3 separate regions of the Mus musculus genome follow, and regions 1 and 3 are each linked to region 2. Evidence: chromatin loops called from intact Hi-C (ENCODE). Cell type or tissue: gastrocnemius. All regions are shown on one strand.

Region 1 (8,000 bases), 1.1 Mb after region 2:
CTTACTCTCTGGGGAATTTCTTCTCTCTGTGCCTTAATGTCTTCCCCTATAAAACAAAAACCCAACTAGAAGACTGTAAATTCTCTTTTACCTCCAAAAGAGATGAAGGTCTATGTCCAGGAATCCAGGAGACTGGGCAGACTTCTTTATCCTAACTCCTAAGCATGGCATATGCCATCTTTCATAATGAAGCCCTTTGTAACTGAGAAAAGTTGTCTTTTCATTCATTGGGTCTTCCTCCAGGTTCTCTTCTCAAATTCTTTCCAGCTCCACTTTGGAGAACACTTAGTAAATATCTACTAAATTAGTAGAAGTTGTACAGCTGAGTCCTTAGTTCATCTCTGCCTTCCCCTGACCGGAGGGGTCTTGAGGGGCAGAGTTAGGAAAGATTTGGGACACTTTATATACTTGGATAGATTTTAAACTGTAAACAGCTATCAACATGTGGCTTTTCTATGTCATCTACTTTAATTTTTGACAATACCCTTCCAGTTTGGTCTTGATGTACCACACTAATTCTAAGCACTATAATTCTTAGCAACTTATTATCCATCACCTACCATTTGCTAAAGATAATAACAGGATCTAGAGTTACAAAGATGCTTAAGATTTAATTCTTTTCCCGAGGGGCATTCTGTGTCATGGGGAATCAGGCAAGGAGGAAGGTAACTGTAACACATTGCTGTTACTGCAATGAAAGATGATAGATGGGGCTGAGAAGATAGTTTAGTTTGGAGAGTGTTTGTCAAGCATTCATAAGACCATGGTTTAGTCTCTTGCACAGAATCTACCTAGTGTGGCAGTACACATCTGTAATCCCAACACCAGGAACATGGAGGCAGGACAACCAGGATTTAGGATACCTAAAATTCAAAGATGGACTGGACTTCAGGAGCCTCTGTCTCAAATCAAACAAGACAAATAAGTATAGGAAACTAAAAATTTTCAGAAACGAAGTGAAGTTATGCATAATGATTTTTAGTTTGGTGAGATTTTACAGCACTGAACTGGAAGATGCTAAAATAGTTAACATGTATGTATGCAGAGGGGTAGCCTTTTTGATAAAAAAAATAAACTAGATGGTATTTTAGAGAGAATGCAATTGAAGTGGGCACTGTTTCCAAACTAAATGACATCAAGGTGTAGGTCACATTAAAGAAAAGTAGGTCACCTCACACTACCCCATGGCGTCATCTATAAGAATATTTCCACTCTTTCCTGGCTTGGGTTTCTTAGATGTAAAAGTGATGGTTAGATGAGACAATCATGGTTCTTCCTTCCAAGCTTGAGTATCCTGTAGGACCATGAAATAGAGTATGTACTCTTCTTCCTCTCACAGCATTTACTGCCGGGCTGGGCCCAGGATTGCGGGTAGAGAGAGGGAAGAGACAGGTTTGTTTTCTATGCTCGATCTCTGGACTTTGGAGAAAGATGAAATTCAGAAGCTTTGAAAAAGGAGAAATAGAATGAGATTTTCTGTTAATACCACTATGTCTCTTGTAGAAATAGACAATGACTTGATACTAGAAATCAGAAGGATGAAGCTGAAGCTCTAACTTTGTTTGTTTGTTTGTTTGTTTCTATGTTGTTTGTTTTGAGACCGGATCTTACCAATTTGTTCCGTCTGTTCTAAGCCTTGCAGTCAATCATCCAGCATCAGCTTCTGCAGTACTTGAGATTTCAGGTGTGTGCCCAAGTGTGTCTGTCTCTAAGATTTGACATGTTAAATGAGAAGCTTGTGGACTCATAGTGTTTCATTTGATTTCTGGAGGCTCTGTTTTCTTCTAAAAAATGGAATACATAACCTGTTCTCTGTTACTGAGCTATCCGGAATATGAAGCAAAGGTCATACTTGGCAAAATAGAAGAGTCTATACAAAGTTCACTGTTGACATCATCATTATGTCTTATGTCTTAACCAAATGGATACATATAGGCATGCATGATAGACAATAGTTGGTATCAGGAATCAACAAATCAACTGAAATACTGTGTGCTCTGTCAGCAGCTGTGGGAATCTACTCTGAATTCACTGTCCTCTTTGAAAGAACAAGGAGCAAAAGCCAGGTAGGATGGCGGGCTTCTGAAAGCACAACTATATATCTCCAAAGCATACTAACCATTTCCAACTCACACCAGAGCAAAGAGGATCTTGTCTGTAGAAGGGCATTTGCTGGGGAATTTAAGGAAGGTAACCAAGGCTCCAGAGTCCACGGTGAAAGTTTAAGAAGAATTTATACAAGTATATGATTTCCCAAATCTAGGATTTATGTGCAGATTTATGTCTGTGGACATAGAAAGTATTTTTTTGGTTGTTTTTTTTTTGTTTTTGTTTTTCACATGGCAAAAGCTAAATCAAATGAAAGCTAGAATCTCATCACCATCTAGTGGGTGTCTGGGGCTAGTGCATACACTGTGGGAGACAAACGGAGCGTCTGATTAAGAAAGCAAGCTTTTGGCTTTTATACAGGGGTTGCTAAGGCCACAGCACCCAGCTGAAGGAACTGTCCTTTCGCTGTCTGGTAGTCAGCAGGGGTCATGTAGCCTATCAGGGCTGAAGAGACAGGGAGGAGACACAAGATCAAGAAAACATTTATTTCCCTTGGCCAAACTGTTTTATTTTTTGTTGTTGTTTTTGTTGTTTTTTAATTAGATATTTTCTTCATTTACATTTCAAATGTTATCCCCAAAGTCCCCTATACCCGCCCCCCCCCCGCCCCCACTGTGCTCCTCTACCCACCCACTCCCGCTTCCTGGCCCTGGCATTCCCCTGTATTGGGGCATATGATCTTTGTAAGACCAAGGACCTCTCCTCCCATTGATGGCCGACTAGGCCATCCTCTGTTACATATGCAACTAGAGACACAATTCTGTGGGGTACTGGTTAGTTCACATTGTTGATCCTCCTATAGGGTTGCCAACCCCTTTAGCTCCTTGGGTACTTTCTCTAGCTCCTTCTTTAGGGGCCCTGTGTTCCATCCAATAGATGACTGTGAACATCCACTTCTGTATTTGCCAGGCACTGGCATAGCCTCACAAGAGAGAGCTATATCAGGGTCCTGTCAGCAAAATCTTGTTGGCATATGCAATAGTGTCTGGGTTTAGTGGTTGTATATGGGATTGATCCCCAGGTGGGGAAGTATTATTTTTTAAAATCAAACATTTAGTTTTAAAGCCTGAGCTCTGATCAACTTGCTAGCTCTTGGTTATATGTCCAGTCAAATGAAGATGATAGTGCTGCATTAGAGGACTGGGGACAATATTGTGTTATAGTGTTAGTCTGAAGTTATTTACAAGAGTGTCAGATATGGGAAATACTTACCATTGATAGTTGTCACTGTGCCATCAGCTGCTTCCCACCCTGCCAGCTCCCTTGCATACTAACACAGAAATATTTTACTCTTTTTTCTTTCTCTATGAGTATGTTAGTATGTTTGCCTATGTCCGTAGGTAGAGGCCAAAAGACATCATCAGACATTGTTCATTGGCTTATTTACTTAATTATTTTTGAGCAGGTTCTCTCATTCACCTGATATCATCAAATAAAATAGTCTGGCTGGCCAGAAGCCCCAATAATCTGACTGTTTCTATATTCCTATAGCTTGGGTTAAAAACTTAAACCACCATACCAGGCATTTTAAAAAATTATAATTACAGCATCCCTTCTTTCCTTTCCCTTCCTCCAATATAGATGTATAGGGACATATATGCATGTATTTCCCTATACACACACACATACCTAAATATAACAAACTTTGTCTGTATGTTTCTTGCATGTACGTTTTTAGGCCTGATCTGTTGGAGCTAGATGGCCACCTGCATCACTCCCAGCTTTCTTCAGTTGCACCCAGTATCTTATTCCGTGTAAGTTCTGAGACTCAAACTCAGTCCCTCATCCTTGCAAGGCAAGCACTTTAAATGAGCTATCTCTCTAGCTCTTTTTTTTTTTCAAGGAAAAAAAGTACATAGGCAAATGTGGATTAGTGACAACTCCAAATTCATGTAACTGGAAGAGGACAGAACTGGGGCTTCAGTATGCTTGATGTACTACAAAACTGTCATTTATCCTACTGTGAGGTCAAAGACAATAGAGAGGTAGTCTTTCTTTTTCTCCCCCAAACCTAGTTTTCTTTTGAGGTACACTTTTGTGCTGTGATGCCCCTAGATTTGCATGTGAACTATTTTCTTCGAACTTCGAACATGAAAACTAGACATCTTCTCAGTCATTGAAAAGATAGTAGAGTAGAAACTTGGCAAGAGAAATGATCTACCAAATCAAGCAATTCATCAGAAAGCTATAAGTCAACGGAATTTCTTTCTATTGTTTGCATCTACTCAGTTTATTTATAGTTTCCTTCTACTTGTCAAGTGTGTTTTATTTATATCTACATTTGAGGAGTTGTATGTTCCTTTAAGTAAAGAAGTCTGCACTTTTAAAGGTTCTCGGCTCCTTTAATTGTGATTTATTCTTCTGTCCATAGAGGGAGGGAAGAATAGTTTTGTTGATAGCAAACACTTTGATCTCTTTTCCCTTGGTGAAGAGTTATGTGTCTCCTTAGAGCTGAAGGAAACAGTGGTTGAATCCTAAGAGAGTCCTTTTTCATGAGGGTCGGCTACTTTACTATTAGATTTAAAAATGGGAAACCACTAGACAACGATAGAGAAAGAAAGTTAAAGGTTATCTCCGTTCTAAAGACGAAAGGACACAGTGCCCAATCATGATTGTTTGCTCAGGTTAGGAACACAACAATCGCCAACTTCCCCAGCTCCCAAACCACCAATGAAGCTATCTACTCTGCTCCAGTGTTTTGGGTATAGACCATGGAGACTTAATTCTCCAATGTAAGGAAGATGCTCTTAATGGTGGTTGGCTCCCTCTACTGGGCATTTTCCCTTTGAGCAGGAAAACACTTGAGATTTCAACTCTCAAAATGAAAACTTTTTCAGAGAGGAAACTAGAAAGGGGATAGCATTTGAAATGAAAATGAAGAAAATATCTAATTTTAAAAAAAGATGTAAAAAGGATGCCTTTCAACCAGGAGAACCTAGTGCAGGCATCCATGTATTCTCAGAAGACAGTGACAAAAGCAAGCATGTTATGATTTTCTAACTTGCTTATTTTCTGGGGTTTGCAAGGCATTTGCTCTATGATACATGTTAAAAGAAAACTGAAGAATTTTACTGAAAGACACACTTATATACATAGATTTCTGGTGATACAATTTGCAACATACTGATATAGTATTTATTTTGATATTTTAAAGATTATTTTTGCACTTTAAAGATAAAAAAAAAAAACTGAAGTCTCCAGGACAGTTTTAATGCAATTATCTTATGGATTCTTATGTAAAATGGTCTTTGAAACTATGAATGAAGATAGAGCATTATTAGCCTCTGTACTTGCATAAAATCTGGTTAATTATATATCCAAGCCATGGTATACTATAATATGAATAAGAACTAAAGTTGTATTAAGTCAATTTTAATGACTTTCCATTACAGAATAATCTCACCTACTCTATGTAGTATACTAAACCTTCCATAAACTTGTTTCTATATTAAGTACTTCTTGGTTAAAGGTTGTAGAGCAAAAGATAGGGTATTTCTTATTCATTTATGGCTGAATTCTTATTCCCTAGATATCAAGCATAAGACTGAGTCATTCCTATCCATTATTTTTGCACCTCTGTCTACCTCTTGCTTGCTTGCTTGCTTGCTTGCTTGCTTGCTTGCTTGCTTGCTTGCTTGCTTGCTTGTTTGCTTGCTTGCTTGCTTGATGCTTGATGCTTGCTTGCTTGCTTGCTTGCTTGCTTGCTTGCTTGCTTGCTTGATGCTTGATGCTTGCTTGCTTGCTTGCTTGCTTGCTTGCTTGCTTGCTTGCTTGCTTGCTGCTTGCTTGCTCCCTCACTCTCTGGACTTTCCTGCACTCCCTAAAGAGCTGTGTTGTACATCCTTCCTGTGCAATTTCCTTGACTCTAGCCTTCTCTAGCTCTATTTTGAGAGCTCTCTGGAGAATTGCTTTCATTCTTTGGACATCCATGCATGATTGTACTACAAGTCTTTGAGTTAAGGTATTTTCTTCCTTCAGGAAAACTTTCTGAACAGGGCCTAAAGACTACTTATTTTTGCATATTACTTGACCCACATAAGTTATGCCAAAAATAAATCAGTAATTCCTCATTCTAAAAGAAATGTAGCCATGGTAAGGTAAATTTTCCCTTACCTTCAGGTACTAAATCAATGGCAATAGCAACTTCTTCTTTTCCTTGACAATATTTGCTGATGTCAACTTTCATTCTACAGTAAACGATGGATTCTCTAACACAATCCAGATATAGTCTCCTCAATCTATGACATGGAAAGGATTCATTTTACAGATCTTCAAACTATCACTCCAAGTCTCCTGTTGGTAGCTGAGTGGGAAGGTAACATGTAGTGTTACCAAAAAGAAATGTTCAAACCTTATAACAAACAACTTTCTGTCTAACTGTCGCAACTCAGTATAGGTCCACTATTCTTTCATGTCATCATTTCTGGAGGTTGTCAACAAGGGAGGAGTGTTGTAAGTTATCAGACAAGGACTGTTGCTTCTTCTATGTAATGGTACAACTTCTTAGTCTTAGAACCCTTCTCTGGAGTCATTGCATTTAACGCCAGACAATGGAAAGGGGAGTGTATAAAGGTTAACTTGAAAGATTTAGAGGCTAAGCTTTGAAGTAGCATTCATAACTTCTCATGTTCCTTACATACTGTCAATCAATTGCAATGAAAGTTGAGAAAGACAGCTTAGTTGCATCTTCAAAATGAAAAGAAACTGTGTTAAGAAAATGTACTACATTGTCTCTGCTTTGGGAAGTACTTAGAATTAAACTTCCTTCTTTTTGTTGAGGCATGTTCTTATGTAGCCAGACTGATTGTGAATTCATTCTGTAATCAAATACGGCCCTGAAGTGCTGCTTTGCCCAATTCTACCTCCTGAGTACTAGGATTACATGCATGAGTCAACAACATCCCATGTTAGGCAGTGCTGGGGAGCAAACCAAGGGCTCCCTGAATGCCAAGCAAGTACTCTAACAACTGAGCTACATCTCCAGGCCTGATTCAGCCCTGATTACGTGGTGTTCATCTGATTATTGATCACTACACAGTATTATTTCAGATTCATTCCAAAGGAAGTAAGCCAAAGCCACACCAAATCATCTCATCCATCACAAGGCCAAAGATACCGTTGAATGCATGTCCATCTTCTGAGTATCTATTCAGAAAGGAAATAAAGGTGGGACACATATCTGGTCCTGGACCATTAGTAACGTTGAAAGTTCCCTGGAACATTGTAAACCCCTCTATGACATGAGAAAATTTGTTGATAGACTCTAATTCAGTTCTTGGAGCAAGGCTTCCACAAGCATCATTCTCTGTGGCTTTGGGCTCCCAGCTAGGAGATTCTTTTCTGCCCATTAAACTCTTGGTCCCATTTGAAGTGGCTGTTGAGAAATGCCCTTCTTGGGAGCTACCCAGGCATTGCAGCCCATTTCCAGGCCAAAGGTTGTTTCAAGGTTTGCCAAGCACTTGCGGGCTTTTGGATGAGGATGGAGGGGTTTTGGCAATATTGCTGCTTCAAAAACATCATGGACTTAGGATTATTTGATTCTAATCAGTTTCATGTAGCAGTGAGTACTCCCAACATTATGTTCCAGACACGGTTCTTCCATTTTCTTTGTCTCCTTTGCTTCTTCCCCGCAGGCTGACTGGTGCTCCCTCCTTGTGGCCTGCCAGCAATCTTGAGGTTATCTGCATCAATAAGTTTGGGACAGGAAGCTCTTTCAAAATGATCCTTACTGAAACAGTGACTCACACTTTTTAAAGCTAACTGTGACTATTAGCTGTCCTTTTATTGCACAAAGCTCTTTTGCTCCTTATCATTCACCTGTTTGAAATCTGAGGGTTTTATTTCCACCAATTTCTACATTCACTTAAATCCTTATTTATTTTGAATTTTCC
Region 2 (8,000 bases):
TAGTGCACTCTGGAAAACTTTATAAAAATCTTCATCATTGGGCTGGAGAGGTGGCTCAGCGGTTAAGAGCATTGACTGCTCTTCCAGAGGTCCTGAGTTCAATTCCCAGCAACCACATGGTGGCTCACAACCATCTGCAATGGTATCCGATGCCCTCTTCTGGTATATGTCTGAAGACAGCTGCAGTGTACTCATATAAATAAAAATAAATAAATCTAAAATCCTCACAAGTATGTCTAAATATGACCTTGTAACATAGGTAGAGTTAATATTTTGAAGAGCAGAAAATTGTGAAAGGCTATGGTTCTACTCTAAAAGTGGCAAAGGAGTGGCAGTTGTTTCCCATTGTTCCTCTAACCCAAGCATTCCTCTGACTCCAGCAAAGGGGATGGTGGTGTTTGACCCCAGCTTCCTCTTCTTGGGTTGAGGGTAGCTGGTGTGCCTGGTGACATGCTTTCCACCTCCAAGCCTTGTTACAGCAGAATGGTATATCCAATCCAGGAAGCTAGCATCCCCAAGATCTGTTTACCCTTGACACTAAGACATCCCTCTGGTCTGCCAACCCTCTGAGTTACTGGAAGGAAAGAGAGGGTACTGGGGAATGACTAGTCTTTGAGTCCTGAGGATTGTGTTTTGAGGGCAGTGTAGGAGACTCCAGAGAGAAGGTGTGGTGCACATGCATACATACACTCAGGCTCTCTCTCTCTCTCTCTCTCTCTCTCTCTCTCTCTCTCTCTCTCTCTCTCTCTCTCTCACACACACACACACACACACACATACACACACACACAAACACACATGCACACACACACACCCTAAGAACTGATTTATCTTGAATGAACAGCAAGCACTTTGTGTGGAAATTCAATATATTAGATTTTAACAATTGTATTTTCGTTCACCTTACACTTACTTTATGCATAAAAACACATACATTTCTATTGGTTTGCCTTCTTCATGGTCACATAGAGGCCTGTAACTAGCCTATAAGTCACTTTTTTTAATGGTTTTTTTTCAAGACAGGGTTTCTCTGTATAGCCCTGGCTGTCCTGGAACTCACTTTGTAGACCAGACTGGCCTCGAACTCAGAAATCCGCCTGCCTCTGCCTCCCAAGTGCTGGGATTAAAGATGTGCGCCACCACGCCTGGCTTGTAAGTCACCTTTAATAAACTTTTTATTGATTCTTTGTGAGTTTTCCATCATGCACCCTAGTCACACTCATCTCCCTGTCCCCTCATATCTACCCTCCACCCTCGAAACCTCTTCCCTACCAAAACAAAAACAAACAAAATCAAACAAACCATAGAAAACATCTCTTCATGTAAGCTGCAGTGTGTTACACTGTATACCACAATATATCCCTCTATCCACACATCTTCACTCATTGCAACGAGTCATTGGTCTGGTTCAAGATCTTTGGCTTCTGTGACATCAATGTTGGATCATCACTGGACCTCTTCCTGGTTATCCTATTGTTGCCCCGTGTCATGGAGGTCTTGCATCTTTAGATCAGCAGGGCCAGCCCGTTCTCATGTTCTCATACCTCCACAGTTCACAGATGATGTAGATTTTGGGATGTGCAAACCCAAAGCCCTGAATCTGAGCCTGGGTAGTAGCTGAGCTGATCACCTCTGCAGCTCCCCCTTATGTGCATACCAGGATGTGCTCTCCAGCACTGCTTCTGCTAAGGTCACCCAGTGCTGCCATTGGCAGGAGGCAGGGTCAGCCCTCCTGCTCTCATGCCCTCTGGGCTGGCTTACTCACAAGCTCACCTCCACAGCCAGCTCCAATGTGTGCATAGGCAAGGTGAAGGGCCTACTCTCCTAAGTGCTGCAGCTGCGAGATGAGGGACAGGGCCAGCTCTACTGCTCTCCTGGATTTGGGGCCCGTTCTCCCACTATCACAGGTGGAGTGGGAAGAAGGGACATCACCCCCATACTACCCACTTCACCTCATGGCAGACAAGTGATGAGGCCGGCCCTTCTGTGCTCATGTCCACAGAGCTATGTCACCAGGACCATTTCTCCTGTGCTCCTCACGGGAGGTGCAGGGCCCGCTATCCTGAGTGCTTCTACTGCAAGGAGTAGCGCCAGCTCACCCACTCTTAGGACCCTGGGCTCAACTCTCCTGACTGCCTTAGGTGTAGGCGGTGAGAGGCAAGGGGGTGGAGAGCATCCCCCTGCACCCACATCAGGGCATATGTGTGTGTGTGTGTGTGTGTGTGTGTGTGTGTGTGTGTAGGGTCATCTCTCCAATACCTATGCCTTTGGGGCTGGCTCACCCTTGTCTTTGCCACTAGAGAAAGCTCCATTGTACTGCCCAGGCAAGGCACAGGTCTATTCTCTCAAGTGCTGCCTCCTGTGAGAAGTGGGGCCAGCTCTCCAGAGTGCCACAACCAGTGAGTGGCAGGCTCAGTTCTGCATAGCCTCTGGATAGCCACATGATCCCAGACCAGGGTTATTCCCAACCAAGTTTCTAGTGGTAACATGAACCACTGACAGCAACAACATCCCCTGCTGCTGTATAATTATGAATCTCAGTGGCAACAGCATCCAGTGGTGAGACTTCATCGTGGCCCCAGGCAGCAGGGCTGGCTACTCACAACCAGCTATTCCTCCTCTCTGTCACCTCTCCAGTCCCATCTCTCTTCATAATGCTTATACTGTCCTGCTTCTCTTTCTCTCCCATCTGTCAATCTTGCACATTGCAGGTGGCTCCAGCTGCAGGCAGCCACATGGCTAGTAGACCTCTGGATTAACCCCTCTGTTTATGCCAATTGGTGTGTTGGCAAGCAGGCCTCTAGTTATCTATAGCCCACCCATGTGGCATGGTAGCAGGAAGGTCTATTGATGCCTTTCCTCTCCCACACCATATGCCATGGTGATAGGTAAGCCTCTTTGTGTCTATGGCCTACTCGTGCTATGTGGGGGAGGGCAGGTCTCCGGGAGTCTTTCCTCATCATCACTGTGTTATAGCAGCTGGAAGGTCTGTGGATGTCTCCTAAGTTTACTTTTAACCCCCACTGGCATCAGCACTGTCCTGGGATACTGTGTAGTTTTCCTTGTCACTGATGTAAGCCACCTTTTATACTGAGTAGACAAAGGTGCTCTTCTACTTGAATTCAATTTCATGGATAGTAGTCTGGCAGTAGAGAATGAAAGCCCTGATCAACTGCCTTAGCTCTGAGTAATCTGAAAACAGCTTTTTAGCACATCGTCTGCCCTGCTATCTGAGAGTTTCTTTCCTTCTTATATTTAATCCATTCGGAATCCCTAATCTAGTCTTATCCCCTGTGTTTTCCTTCTCAGCATATATTCACAGATGCCTAGCTTGAAAACTATAAGTGATGGAGCAGACTGTTACTTTTTTCTTACCCTATGGTTGTATATCTCCAAATGTGGTACTGTATGGGTCTCTAAGGAAATGCTATTTTGAACTGTTATTGTTGCAGTAATTTTTACTCACGCTCCCTTGAGCCAAAGATCTCTCTCTCTCTCTCTCTCTCTCTCTCTCTCTCTCTCTCTCTCTCTCTCTCTCTCTCTCTCTCTCTCTCTCTCTCTCTCTCTTTTTCTCTGCTCCTCTTTAGTGCCCAGCAAGCTGCACTCTGTAACCACAGTTTTTTTCTGGGAAAAAGCATCCTGGGAGCAAACATCTTAAGTAGACACTAGAGGGCAGCAGGAGCTCACACATGATGTAGCTCTCAGCCTTTGACTAGTTGCACCCTTACCTTGTCTCAAGTGGCAGAAATGAATATTAGGAGCAGATGTTGACTGGTTCCTGCCTCTGGCCAAAACATTAGCCAGCAGTTAGCTGCTGGGCAGTGCCCACAGAGAGTTTGACCTTCCTCAGAAGAAAACTTCTTTCTCTGGAAGACAGGTGCCTTCTTCTAGGTTATGCTTGATTACTCTAAGCCTATAAAAGACAGCAACAAGTGCTGTTTTTGCATGATGGGATCATAGGCAGTCATAGGTATGAGCGTCTCTCATTTGATTTTCAGAACACTTGGATGAGAAATTAGAGTCTGCGTTTTACTAACATTGGGGAAGTGAAATGACTTGCCAGTAATTTTATTTGAAGTAGTTGGATTCAGTAGGTGTAGAATTGTGCTCAGTCCATGCCTGATCTCCTCAATGGGCAGAAAGAAAGCAGTTTCAGAGAAGTTCCTTATTGTTATAGCACCAAGCAGGTGTCAAGAAGAGACTTAGTGATTCATATTTGCTTCAGAAATGAGAAATGCTGGATGGAAGCCAAGAAGAGTCAAAGGGAATGGATTTGATGACACCTTTGACACACTTGTCATGGATACTCTTCTGTGAACCCTCTAGATAATAATAATAAAGCATAAGAACTATTATTATTAACATTTCAAAGCTGAGAAAATAGCATATTAGAGAGGTAAATAACTGATCAAAGTTTCCAAACTAGAAAACGGGAGCTGAATTCAAATTCAGAAAAGCCATTCTGTTGTAGCTGCCCTACTGCCTGTGCCTACACTGAGACGCTGCCAAGATGGCTTCGAGGAGAGGATCATTTGTGTGTCTACCTTGTAAACCTACAAAGTAGGTCTTCTTTTTCAGGGGCTCTACCATGCTGTTTCTATTTCTGTTTCCCAATTGTGCATACACATGGCACAAAGCACAGATACACATTTTATGAAAACCCACTCCATAATGCCCTACAGTCTCCGGGATGGAGTTTTACCTAGCTAGTTCGATAGCTTTAGCATATTAAGCAGGGGGCAGGCTTGGATATTGCTAGGCATTCAAATAGCATATCCTCTTAGTTTAAGTCTGACGCTTAGGTTGAGAATTGCCACAGTTTGGATGGCTGTCCATGTTGGCATGGCAGATAAGTTACAAATGTGGCAAGTACTGTCACAATTAGGATTTCCATTGACAGTAGAAACTGAAAGAAGTCGGTAAATGTGAGTGTGTGCGCGTGCATGCGTGCGTGCATGTGTGTGTGTGTGTGTGTGTGTGTGTGTGTGTGTGTGTGAGTGTGTGTGTGTGTGTACTGGTTTCCATACTTCTTTTAAAGTATTTAATGTGGTCAGTCACAAATCACTTAAGATCACATCTACTTGGCTATCATTTTGCACTGCTAACATGCTTTCAAGTACAGCTATACAGTCTATCTGCTATATATAACCTGACAAGTCAAATGCCCTTGCCCCTCTCAGTGGTGGCCTTGAGAGTGGGCACCGCTGACCTTCACTGGAATTCTAACCTCTTACTCTTCTACCTCCATGATCAAAACAGAAGAGAAAACTAAGGACGGCGATGGTCAGACTTTGTTTGACTCTGCCCTTTCCAGTTCCAACAGTTTTTTTTTTTTTTTTTTTAAGGAGCCCCTTTGTCATGGGTAAGTGTCTCTGCTGTGATGCCCAGTGTTAAAGATTTCTCTTCAGACTAGGGACATTGTGATTTCTCTTTGGCTGGTTGATGCAGATCCACCTTTGTTACTGGTTTTCTGGTTGGTTGTTTCATTTTAGAGGCTCTTAGGGAAGATTCAAAAAGCTTGGATGCTGTCCTTTCCTTTTGTCCATGGAAAACACAAGCAGTGTTTCAGGATCCCTGAATCCTCTGGGTGTCTCTGCCAATCCCTTTCTGCTCTTCTAACACAGGCCATTAGCATTGCTGCAGGCAAAGGTAAAGCCTGGCCTACTGTTCTTCCCACTTTCTGACAACAGGTACCAAATTCTCTAAGTAGCACTCCAAGAGATCCTTCACAGAATGTTGGGGTAGAAGTCATAGGACTTGTATGTCTGTCCTAAGATGCTAGAGACTCCAAACATGGTAATAGTTAATAGTTCTCTCAATGAAAATCTTCCTTTATGCTTTCTGGGATTTTCAGAGTTATAAACCTAATTAGAATTCATTTTTAAGTTCTGTGTCTATGGGCTTGATGTTGGGATCTCCCTTCGGTTACGTCTTGCTGTATCAATAGAAATTTCAATGTTAACATCCGGTTACAACAGCAACAATATAATTATAGCAAGCGCAGCAGCAGCAGCAAACAAGAGCAGCTCATATTGACTGAGGGAGTAGCCTGTGCCAGGTACCTCATTTAATCCTCACATGGACTTTTAGTTTATACTGTCACATATCAAGGACACGCTGAGGACCATGGGCTGAGTTAGGCTGAAACGTTCACAATGAACCATGAAGCAGACTAGACTCCAATGGCCACATTTCAGATGAGTATTTTTCCTTTGTTTCAGATTTCTGTGTGGTGTGGGCCTTGGATTAAACTGCTTCTCTCCAACAGGACACAATAACGCCTCCTAAGAGATGATTCCATTTCAGCAATTCCTGGGAGGCCACTGCTGTAAGCAAGGCCACTGTTGTAAGAAAGGCCACTCTTTATGATGTAAAAGTCTCACCCTTTTTCCTCCTCTTTTCATGTTTCTAATTTGAGCCCCCGTCATCCCCACGGAGCCTTTAAATGCCTCAAGTAAGAGCCCATTGCCAAAGCAAAGCTTGTCTGACTAGGAAGTCCTGCACCATTGCCTAGTCCTGAACAAACACCCGCGCAGCCCTGGCTCTCCCAGAAGTCCTCAGTCTGATGCCTTTGTTTTGTTTTCTGGATAAGGGCAAATGGTGCCATCACCTCCTGCCGAAAAGCTCTGGCTGCTCTCCCAACAAGGAGTTGTCATTTCAACTAAAGCTTTTTTTTTTTTTTTTTTTTTTTTTCTTTTGGTGGCAACAAAATAATACCCAGCAGGAATTTGGGAGGAGAAAAAAGAGAGTTCATTTGGCAGGTTCTCAAATGAATGGGTTGTAGTGTCATTGGAACTGAACCGGGCTTGAAACCAGACATGATCCTATTTTGGAAGCATTATTCAGAGGGATGGGAAATGTGAACAGAGGATAAGTCTCTTCAAAAATGCTCTTTATCTTTTTCCCGTTAAAGATAGACAGCCTGTTTTTCCTCAGCTCTCCTATCCTTGCCATGCAGAGGCCCACATGCAAAGCTAGAGGAGGTCAGAACACATAGAAAGTTAATCATGCTTTACCTGCTCACTTTCCTTAGAAAAGGGGAATCGTTCTTTGGGAAGAGATCATATCTCTACTGAATTCTTAATTACTTCTCATGCTTCTGACTCCAAGTCCTCACTCTTGCATTCATTGCTGCTCTGAAAATCTAGCCAGTGGCTTGGGCATACAGGCATACTAGGTATGCAACAAACATTTATTGAAAATACTTTTGAAGCCAGGCCTAATGGTAAAGAACCTTAATCCCAAGTATTTAAAGGTCTAAAATGGCAGGATTGGAATATTCAGGCCTTTCTGGATTACAAAGTAAGTTCGAGGCAAACTTGTGTAACTTGTGAGACTCAAGCTCAAAACACAAATTAAAAGGAAAAAGAAAAGCCCAGTGGCGGTGGTGGTGGTGGCATATATGGTGGTGGCAGTTGTGCACGCCTTTAATCCTACCACTTAGGGGGCAGAGGAAGTTAGCTCTCTGAGTGCAAGATGGGCCTGGTCTACGGAGTGAATTCCAGGACAACCAGGGTTATACAGAGAAACCCTGTCTCAAAAACAAACAAACAAACAAACAAACAAACATATAATCAATCAAACAAAGAGTGCTTGGGGTATATAGTTCAGTGGCAGAGTACTTGCTTACCATGAGGAAGGACCTTTAGATTAATCCCTAGACCTGGAGGCAGAGGGTAGGAGGGAGTGTGCTTAAAATCTTATCATGGATCATGAACTATGTGAGGTGGATCTGGAACATCAGCAAAAATTGATCCTGTATTTTCATTCCTGGACTTTACATTTTTGAGACAGAGGTTACAGAAGTCAGGGTGCAATACGAATCTGTAAAAAGAAACCTTAATATACATTAAAGGTATAGGAAGTTTGGGGAGATTTTTCTGAGGAATTAACATTTGAACTAAGATGTGGGTCATGAATAGAAGTCACCCGGGAGGAGATGGAAGGGAAGCATTTTGTAGGGAGACTAAGTGTGTGCCTGAACTGAGAGAAAGACATAG
Region 3 (8,000 bases), 1.1 Mb after region 2:
AGTCCACCTTCTTGAGTTCTTTATATATATTGGATATTAGTCCCCTATGTGATTTATTCAGACCACTGCATGGGGGTTACATGATAGGGTTTAGAGGAATGAAAGGAAAGAGAGCAACAATATAATTATAAAGTAAAATAATTAATAAATAATGAGTTCTGACATGACAACTCTAAGTTGGCAGCAGAGACTTCACATCCAGTAGTCAATAAATTATCCTGACTTCTGTGTAACAACTCTGCTATGCCAGAGATGAAGAAGATATAACCATTGCAATTGTAGGAACTCTGAATCCCAGTGTCTATGCCTTATCAGTTAAAACAGTGTCCGCTAAAAAGCAGGCTGTCTTGTTATTTAAATGCTCCAGTATTGAAGTGGAAACTTAAGTGATATTTGGAAAGTTGGTTGGATGGTGTTTTGCTGGGGCTAACACATGAAGGAACATTTCACTGAAGTGGACACAGGTGAAAGGCTAAGGCAGACTCATGAAAGAATGATTGCCTGAAGCAGACACAGGAGAGAAGATATTCTGCTAAAACAAACATGTGAAAGGACACATGAGAAAGGATACTTCACATATGACACACATGTATTGGTCTGCCTTATATTGCATACTTGAGCTCCATTTGTCAGGACTCCATAGAGAGCAAAGCACACACAAAACATCAGGTGTTGTGCTTCAGTTTCTTGCCCCTTCCACAGACTAAGGTTGATTGACAGAATGATGTCAGATGAGCCATGCATACATCCTGAGGCAAGGCCCTTGGAGAACAGGAGATGTATCGAGGGCATATAAAAAGGACTCAAAGGGTAGTAATGGAGATTGAGTTTGACTTGCTTATAGAGTTAGTTGTGTAATCCTTGTTGGTCTCTTTTCTTTGCTGATATTAACTTCACTGAGGGAGGCACAGCTGAGAACCTCTCCTAACATCCCTCCTGGTCCCTCCTACTGACTCATGTGAAGGCTGAGGCCTGGCTGTCTCTGCTAGGTAGTGCCACCACTGCTGACTTGTGTTTGCTATTCCAATTCTACTAAACTAGGCTGCTTGTGTATCCCTGAAGTGTTTGCAAGTGGATTGAGCTGAGACAGCAAACCTGTGTATCAAACTGCTGATTTCCAGACAACACAAATGGGAGTTGCTCTAAAGAACCTTTCTAAACAGGTTCACTTGGCCAGTATCCTTTCTTTTCCACTACCTCTGGTGGGTGATGGGCTAAAAGGAAGATTAAGGTATTTAAGAGCCATCATTAAAATAGGCTTTGATAAAATTCAAATAAACAATGTGCACTAGATTAAGAATTTTCATTCTAGAACAGGAATCAGCAGGCTACAACCTAAGAATCAATGGGCCAAATCCAGCAGCCTCTGCTTCAGTTTATCCCTCTAAGTTCAGGCCTTAAGTGTTTGTCATGGTATCCCTGGAAGTGAAGCCAGTCCTCTCCACACACATTGCTTCCAGGCAGTGTTTTATTACAGACCAAAGCAGTAGGGAAGCAAACTAGGATAAGTAACATATTAATTTTCACAATAATTTTACTCTTATGTAAGTGTAAGTTATATAAGTTCTTGGTTGTTTTGTAAATTACATGCAATTTCTTAAATTTGTGATATTTTAGCTTATAGTTCTGTTATTATTAACTTGATTATTCATTGTGGTTAAAGAACATGTCTGTACAAGGCCCATTTTTTTCATATGTTAAGTATTGCTTGATAAATTTGCATGTTTATGTTTGTCATATGGCAGGAAAATATATATATTCTACAGGTGTGTTTAAATGTTTGTGTGTGTGTGTGTGTGTGTGTGTGTGTGTGTGTGTGATTGACATGCAAAATGGCACACATTTAAAACTGAATAATGCAGAAGCCTAGTTTCAAACCACAGCTCTGCCAATTAACTACATCTGAAAGGAAGCTCAGAAAACCAGGACAGCCAATTGATATTTTCTTAGTTTAAGTAGCATAAATAATAATGTCCGTTTCTTGCTATTGTTGAGGGAATAACATAGGTAATGTGTAGTCATGGAAGTTTGGAATTACCATCCATTTTTCTGTTCATCAACCTTCCTTATTTCATTGATCAAATATGTATGTTTTCCTTTTTACTATTACATGCACAATAAAAACCAGTTTAAAAACCTTCAAAATTACATGAGTTTTCACTTTTGACAAATGAAATAAGCAATTCTGTGTATTTCTACTGAATATTTAAATTTGTTTTTATATGTCCTAATGCTAGTTTATTATGTACCTAAAACCTTAAGGTAAACTATTTGTCTGGAAGAATAAGTATCATTTGATTACATAGTAACTACACTCAAGGTGGTCTTTGTATTAGAACCAATTTTATCATACTCTAAGAAAAATTACTTTTGCTTGAAAGTTTAAAAATTAACATGTTGTGTCTCTGTGTGTGTGTGTGTGTGTGTGTGTGTGCTGCAGCACATGCATGGCACAGCCTATGTGTGGCAGGCCAAGTCAACTTTCAGGAGCCATTTCACTCCTTCTATCTCGTGGGTCCTGGGACATAATCCAAATGTTTGACCTTGTCAGGAAGCAACACTGCCCACTAAGCTATCAAGTGGCCCCTTATTTCCATTGCTGGTTTTTCTAGTTTCTGTATTTTATCCATTATTTTACTTCCAATACTACTTTGTATTTATGATTAAGTGTGTAGTTTATACATCCACATTCATTTATAATATCCAATTCGACAATTCTAGCCTACACACACAAACAGAAATACAATTATAAATTTATACATAATACTTCCAAATACTTCCAATTTATTTTGAAATTTATTTTTCTATTATTTACCTGTTTGTTCATTTGAAAAATAAATTATATGTAATTCATGTATACCATTGCTCTGAGTTAGCTGCTTTTAATGGCTAACCTGGAAAAAATCAACTATATTTATTATAAAAATTGCAAAGTCAATGAGTCACTTACTCAATTCTCTGAATTTAAGATTTGGGATCATTATAAAAATGCCTCTTGATCCTGGATCATATGAGTATGTTGATGTATATATGTGCTGCCCTTCCTATGCTTAATCTCTTTATTTTATTGTTTTATAACCATATCTTCAAACAAATAATGCATGCTTCCTTCTTGTATTTCAGCCTTCTCTTGGAGTCATTTCTCTTCCTCCTTCCTGGAGTTGACTCCTTAAGCATTGCTCTAGTGACACCTGCTGGTATTAATGATTTGGTTGCTTAGTTCTTGAATCTCTTTGAAAGATAATGTTGCCTCTTCATACACAATCCTCATTTGATTCATTACAGTTAAGTAATGTTGTTAGTGTCCTTTGACTTACCTTGCTTTAAGGTCTGCCTGAGACCCTTTATTCTTGCTTTGTATAGATTTGACTTTTCTCACAATAGATTTTAATATGTTCTTCCAATTGTTTAGTGATGGTCTTCAATTGCAGGATCTCTTCTTTTCTGACAGACAATACATCCCACTTGCTTTCTATCTTACTCCAGAAGTATTCTCAGACATATTTAAAAAAAAACCCTTGATTTAATCAGCTTTTTATTCTGTCTATTAAGATTTTAATTCTAATAATTTTTGTCTTAAAGTTACAAGTTGTAGTTTTGTTAAAAACATATTTTGTTTCTCTTCCTCATGTTTTGGGGGGAAAAGAGAAAGCAAAGAAGTTGATCTTTTTCAATAGTCATTACTTCTAAACTTTAGTTTTAACCGTGCCACATTGTACAGTTCTATGCTTTGTCATTACAATACATTGATTTTCTTGTCTGTTTGCAATTTCAGCTATGAAGATATATTTTATTAATTATGATGTGTAGAAATCCTAAAAACAAATAAACACACATGATATTAGGGATGCTTTACTCTGATGGGCATTGACTTTGGAGAGACAGAAGGCATGTCTTAAGTCTTCACCTCTTGTTTAAGTTTCAGGATTGTGACTTAATCTGCACATAGTCAATGCAATTTCTCTGCTTCTCGCCAAGTTCACTGGTTAGCCTCCACGGCAGAAGAAAGTCATAGGCATTGGCACTGGCTCCCAAAGAAGCCCTACTTTTCATTCTGCACGTGCCACTCTTCAATATTTCTAATACTAGTTAACTCTTGCCTTTTCTTTTCTTTCTCTTATGTGGTTTGTTTTGTTTTGTTTGTTTTGTTTGTTTGTTTTGTTTGTTTGTTTTGTTTGTTTTGTTTGTTTTGTTTTTCAAGACAGGGTTTCTCTGTATAGCCCTGGCTGTCCTGGAACTCACTTTGTAGACCAGGTTGGACTCAAACTCAGAAATCCTCCTGCCTCTGCCTCCTGAGTGCTGTGATTAAAGGCGTGCGCCACCACCGCCCAACTCTTACTTGGTTTTTATTGTTGTTGTTGTTGTTATTATTATTATTATTATTATTATTATTATTATTTTATCTTTTGAGATACCTCTTCTCCCTGGAGAATTTAAAGAAAAGGGTAAATTAAAATGTGCATTGTATTTAACCATGTCCTCATTTTAATAAAATAAGGAAGTGTCCAGATAAGTGTCCCACATACCACCAAATGAAGAAATCATTCCTTCAGCTTTTAACCTTGCGTTTCATTAGTTGTATCTTATCCTCCCAACGGCCTCATATTTCTTAAATCTGTTAGCTGTAGATTTTAATATGACCTACAGTTTTTTGCATGTAGGCTGTTTCAAAAAAATGGAAATTAGGGAATATTTTTTCTTTTTAAATGAGTGAATTGTGTGTTTCAGTCCACTTAGTGGCACAAAGAATCCATCAGGAAGTAGCCAAGCTACCCTTCAAGCCTACAAGTTGTAATGTCATGGGACCCACTCTGAGTCATGGGACCCACTCTTATCATAGCAGAGCATGCTTTTATTCCGTTCAGTTACCTACAGAAAATATTCCATCATGCCTGTATCCTGCTTAGGGCCAATCATATTTACTTTTCCAAAGGTTCAACTAAATAAGACATTAATTACATACTGGATTAGCAGTAACTTCTAAATAAGGTTATGTTTCAAATCAGACAAGAAGTTACCAAATATGTAAACACTGGCATCTGTGTGTTATTGACTGGCAAAACTACAAATGTATTGCAGATAATCTTTTAAACTTTTTAACAAATTATTTTATGTTTGGGGGGGTGGTTGGTTTTTTCCCACTGTATGACTGTGTGCTATATATGTTCCTGTTCCCAATGGAGGCAAGAAGAGGACATCAGATACCCTGAAACTGTAATTAGAGATGATTGCGAGCTATTATATAAGTAATGGGAATCATACCCAGGTCCTCAGGAAGAGGAGTCAGTACTCTTAATCAATGAGCCATCTTTTAAGAACGTAAATTACTATTTAAATAATTGGGGATTTTTCTTTGCAGTTTGTTGTTTTGTCTGTCTGTCTGTCTGTCTGTCTGGTTGGTTGTTTTTGTTTTTGGAGACAGGGTTTCTCTGTTTAACCCTGTCATCTTGGAGCTCATTCTATAGACCAGGCTCGCCTCAAACTAATACATCATCCTGCCTTTATTTCCTAGGAGCTAGAACTAAAGACATTTTCCACCATCACCTTGGCTTAAATTAACTTTTATAGTAGGATCAGAGGTTGTTATAAAAGAGAATTTTAAACTGGAATAATAAATTCAAGGTAAACTTAGTAATATTTCATTTAAAAACTTAAAAATATTTCTCATAGTCATGAGCTCAAAAATCAAGCAAAGAATTGACAAATTAGAGTATGTAATCAAAGAAGTATTCCACTGAGACAATATGTATGTCCAAATGATTTTTTCTAGAAATTTAAAACTGAAATTATTATTTTTAAACCAGTTCATGTAATTCATAACACTAGCAGAAAAAGTAAACAGAAAAAATTGGTGGTAGTGCAGAAAATAGTTTGATGAAATAGAGAACTAGTCAAGATAGTGACGTAACTAAAGAGGAATGAAGACTTTTTCATTATCTGACAATCAGTCAAAAGTCTGTAGCATGTGTCTTATCAATGCTAAAACTTTACAGATAAATTTTATTGACAATGAAGTTATATAAGAATAACCACTATCACCTTTCCATTCAATTTATACTTTAGTATGACATAGTGTGACTTATAGTAGTGGTATACAGTACTGGCACACATACAAAAAAAAAAAACCACACAGATAAATGGATAGCAGGAAGGAATAAAGTCCTCAAACATGTAAGGACATTTTATTTGTTTATTCTTTTAAAGATGTATTTTATTTTCTCTCTGTGTGTGAGTATGTGTGTGTGTGAGTGTGTGTGTTTGTTTGTGTGTGTGTGTGTGTGTGCATGTGTGTGTATTCACATGTTGTTGGAGTGGACCACAAGAGAGCACCACATCTCCTGGTGCTGAAATTCTGCCATTGTGAGCCAATGTGGATGCTGGGAACTGAATTCAAGTTCTCTGTCAAAGCAGCTAAGCTCTCTGCTATAAAATCATCTCTCCTGTCTCCCATGATTTGATTTTTGGGGAACTCATTATTATAGTAGAATGAGGTAACCTTTCAACAAAAGGTTCCAGGTTCATTGGATAGATAGATTGATAGATAGATAGATAGATAGATAGATAGATAGATAGATAGATAGATAGGTGAAGAAAATCAATTTTAAGCCATTCTACACATTAAAAAAAAAAAAAAAACAACTCCAGATATACTACCATTATAGACAGGAAAAGTAAAGTAAACTAATGAAGGAATGGATGGAAGTACACAAGAATATGTTCACATCTTCAATTCAGGAAAACCTTTCTTCAAAGGAAGAGAAAGTAGTGATCCAGTGACAGGGAAATGGCTAAATAGGCGAAAGCACGTGCCTTGTAAGCCCATACTTTTGAATTCAATCTCAAAGTCCATGGGAAGGTTCAAGGAGAATAACCAACATCACAAAGCTTTTCTTTAACTAATGCACCATGTGTGTCATGTGTTACATACTCATGCATGAATATCACATGAATAATAAGAATGAAGTATTTTCTAAAATACAAATCACAATGATACAAAAGTGAATATCTTTAATTTAGATTTTTCTGTCCATTGAGAGGATTAGTAAATATGTGAAATCCATTTGTTCATCAAAGATACTAAATGATAGGAAACTTGGAAAACACATAGAGTTCCTGTACTTAAATCTGATAAAAAAAAATTTGAAGCATAGCAAGACATGAACCCTAAGGGTATATGGCTGGTCCTCCAGTATCCATAGACTTCACTGTATTTATGCATAAAATGTATGGGAAAAATCTATCTTCACCATGCCCACAGATATTTTCTTCTTGTCACTATTTCCTAAATAATGCAGTATTTTTATAATCTATAGTGCATTTGCATTGCAGTAGGTATTATGTGCAAATTAGATCTTTTTAATGACACGTGGAGAGATACATGTAAATGATATACAAACCCATGGTATTTTATGTAAGGAACATTGAAATCTGGCAATTTAACTCTATGTGGATGGTCTTGAACCAATTATATATATATATATATATCCATGGTTTTGGTATCCATATATATGCATACATGTGTGTATAAGAGTATGTATGTGTCTAATTATATCTAAATGAATAAATCTATGGATGGTAGTGTGATGATAAGAATGATGATAATATTAGAAGATGAATGATAGCTATCTATCTAAATGATGATAATGAACAATATATAGATAGATAGATAGATAATTGGATTTAGAAATGATAAATCATTGACAGAGAAAAGACATAGTAAACTCCTCTCTGATTTCAGATATCTGAATACTCACTGATTTCCTGGAATGAGACTCTCAGCAACCATACCTCTGAGAGGGAGAGTGTTGGGGGCAGAAGGCACAATTGAGTTGAGGATGAAGTTGAACAAAGTAGAGTGTGACTAAAATTCTGTTAAGCCATCTTGGAATATAGAATTTAATTGATACAGTTGAGCACACACTTATATACATTGCTGAAAAGAATATAAATAGTAAAAACAATAGAAAACAAATTGGCATTTTCTCCTAAGTCTGAATGTG

The links. Peaks named below come from ENCODE experiments on the same cell type or tissue, not always from the same donor. Only the 100,000 strongest peaks of a DNase experiment are listed, where the experiment ranks them.
Region 1: a loop joins it to region 2, with 4 times the contacts of the local background. A loop is called at or near these places in 31 of 42 quality-filtered maps.
Region 3: it touches region 2 in a loop (7-fold over the local background); 31 of 42 quality-filtered maps call a loop at or near these places.

The regions. Positions count from the first base shown.
Region 1 is chr4:64,527,638-64,535,637 of GRCm38, reverse strand. No RefSeq gene overlaps it. Among named protein-coding and RNA genes, the nearest start is that of Gm23950, 87 kb to the right of the region's middle. In gastrocnemius, CTCF peaks have their summits at 2,387 and 4,905 (motif pointing left); DNase peaks (open chromatin) are centred at 2,431 and 4,840.
Region 2 is chr4:65,585,705-65,593,704 of GRCm38, reverse strand. All of the region lies in intron 16 of Astn2 (astrotactin 2), which reads left to right. Among named protein-coding and RNA genes, the nearest start is that of Trim32, 15 kb to the left of the region's middle. In gastrocnemius, a CTCF peak has its summit at 3,676 (motif pointing right); DNase peaks (open chromatin) are centred at 3,699 and 6,578; H3K27ac peaks cover 423 bases.
Region 3 is chr4:64,517,267-64,525,266 of GRCm38, reverse strand. No RefSeq gene overlaps it. Among named protein-coding and RNA genes, the nearest start is that of Gm23950, 77 kb to the right of the region's middle. In gastrocnemius, a CTCF peak has its summit at 3,197 (motif pointing left); no DNase peak of the experiment used is centred here.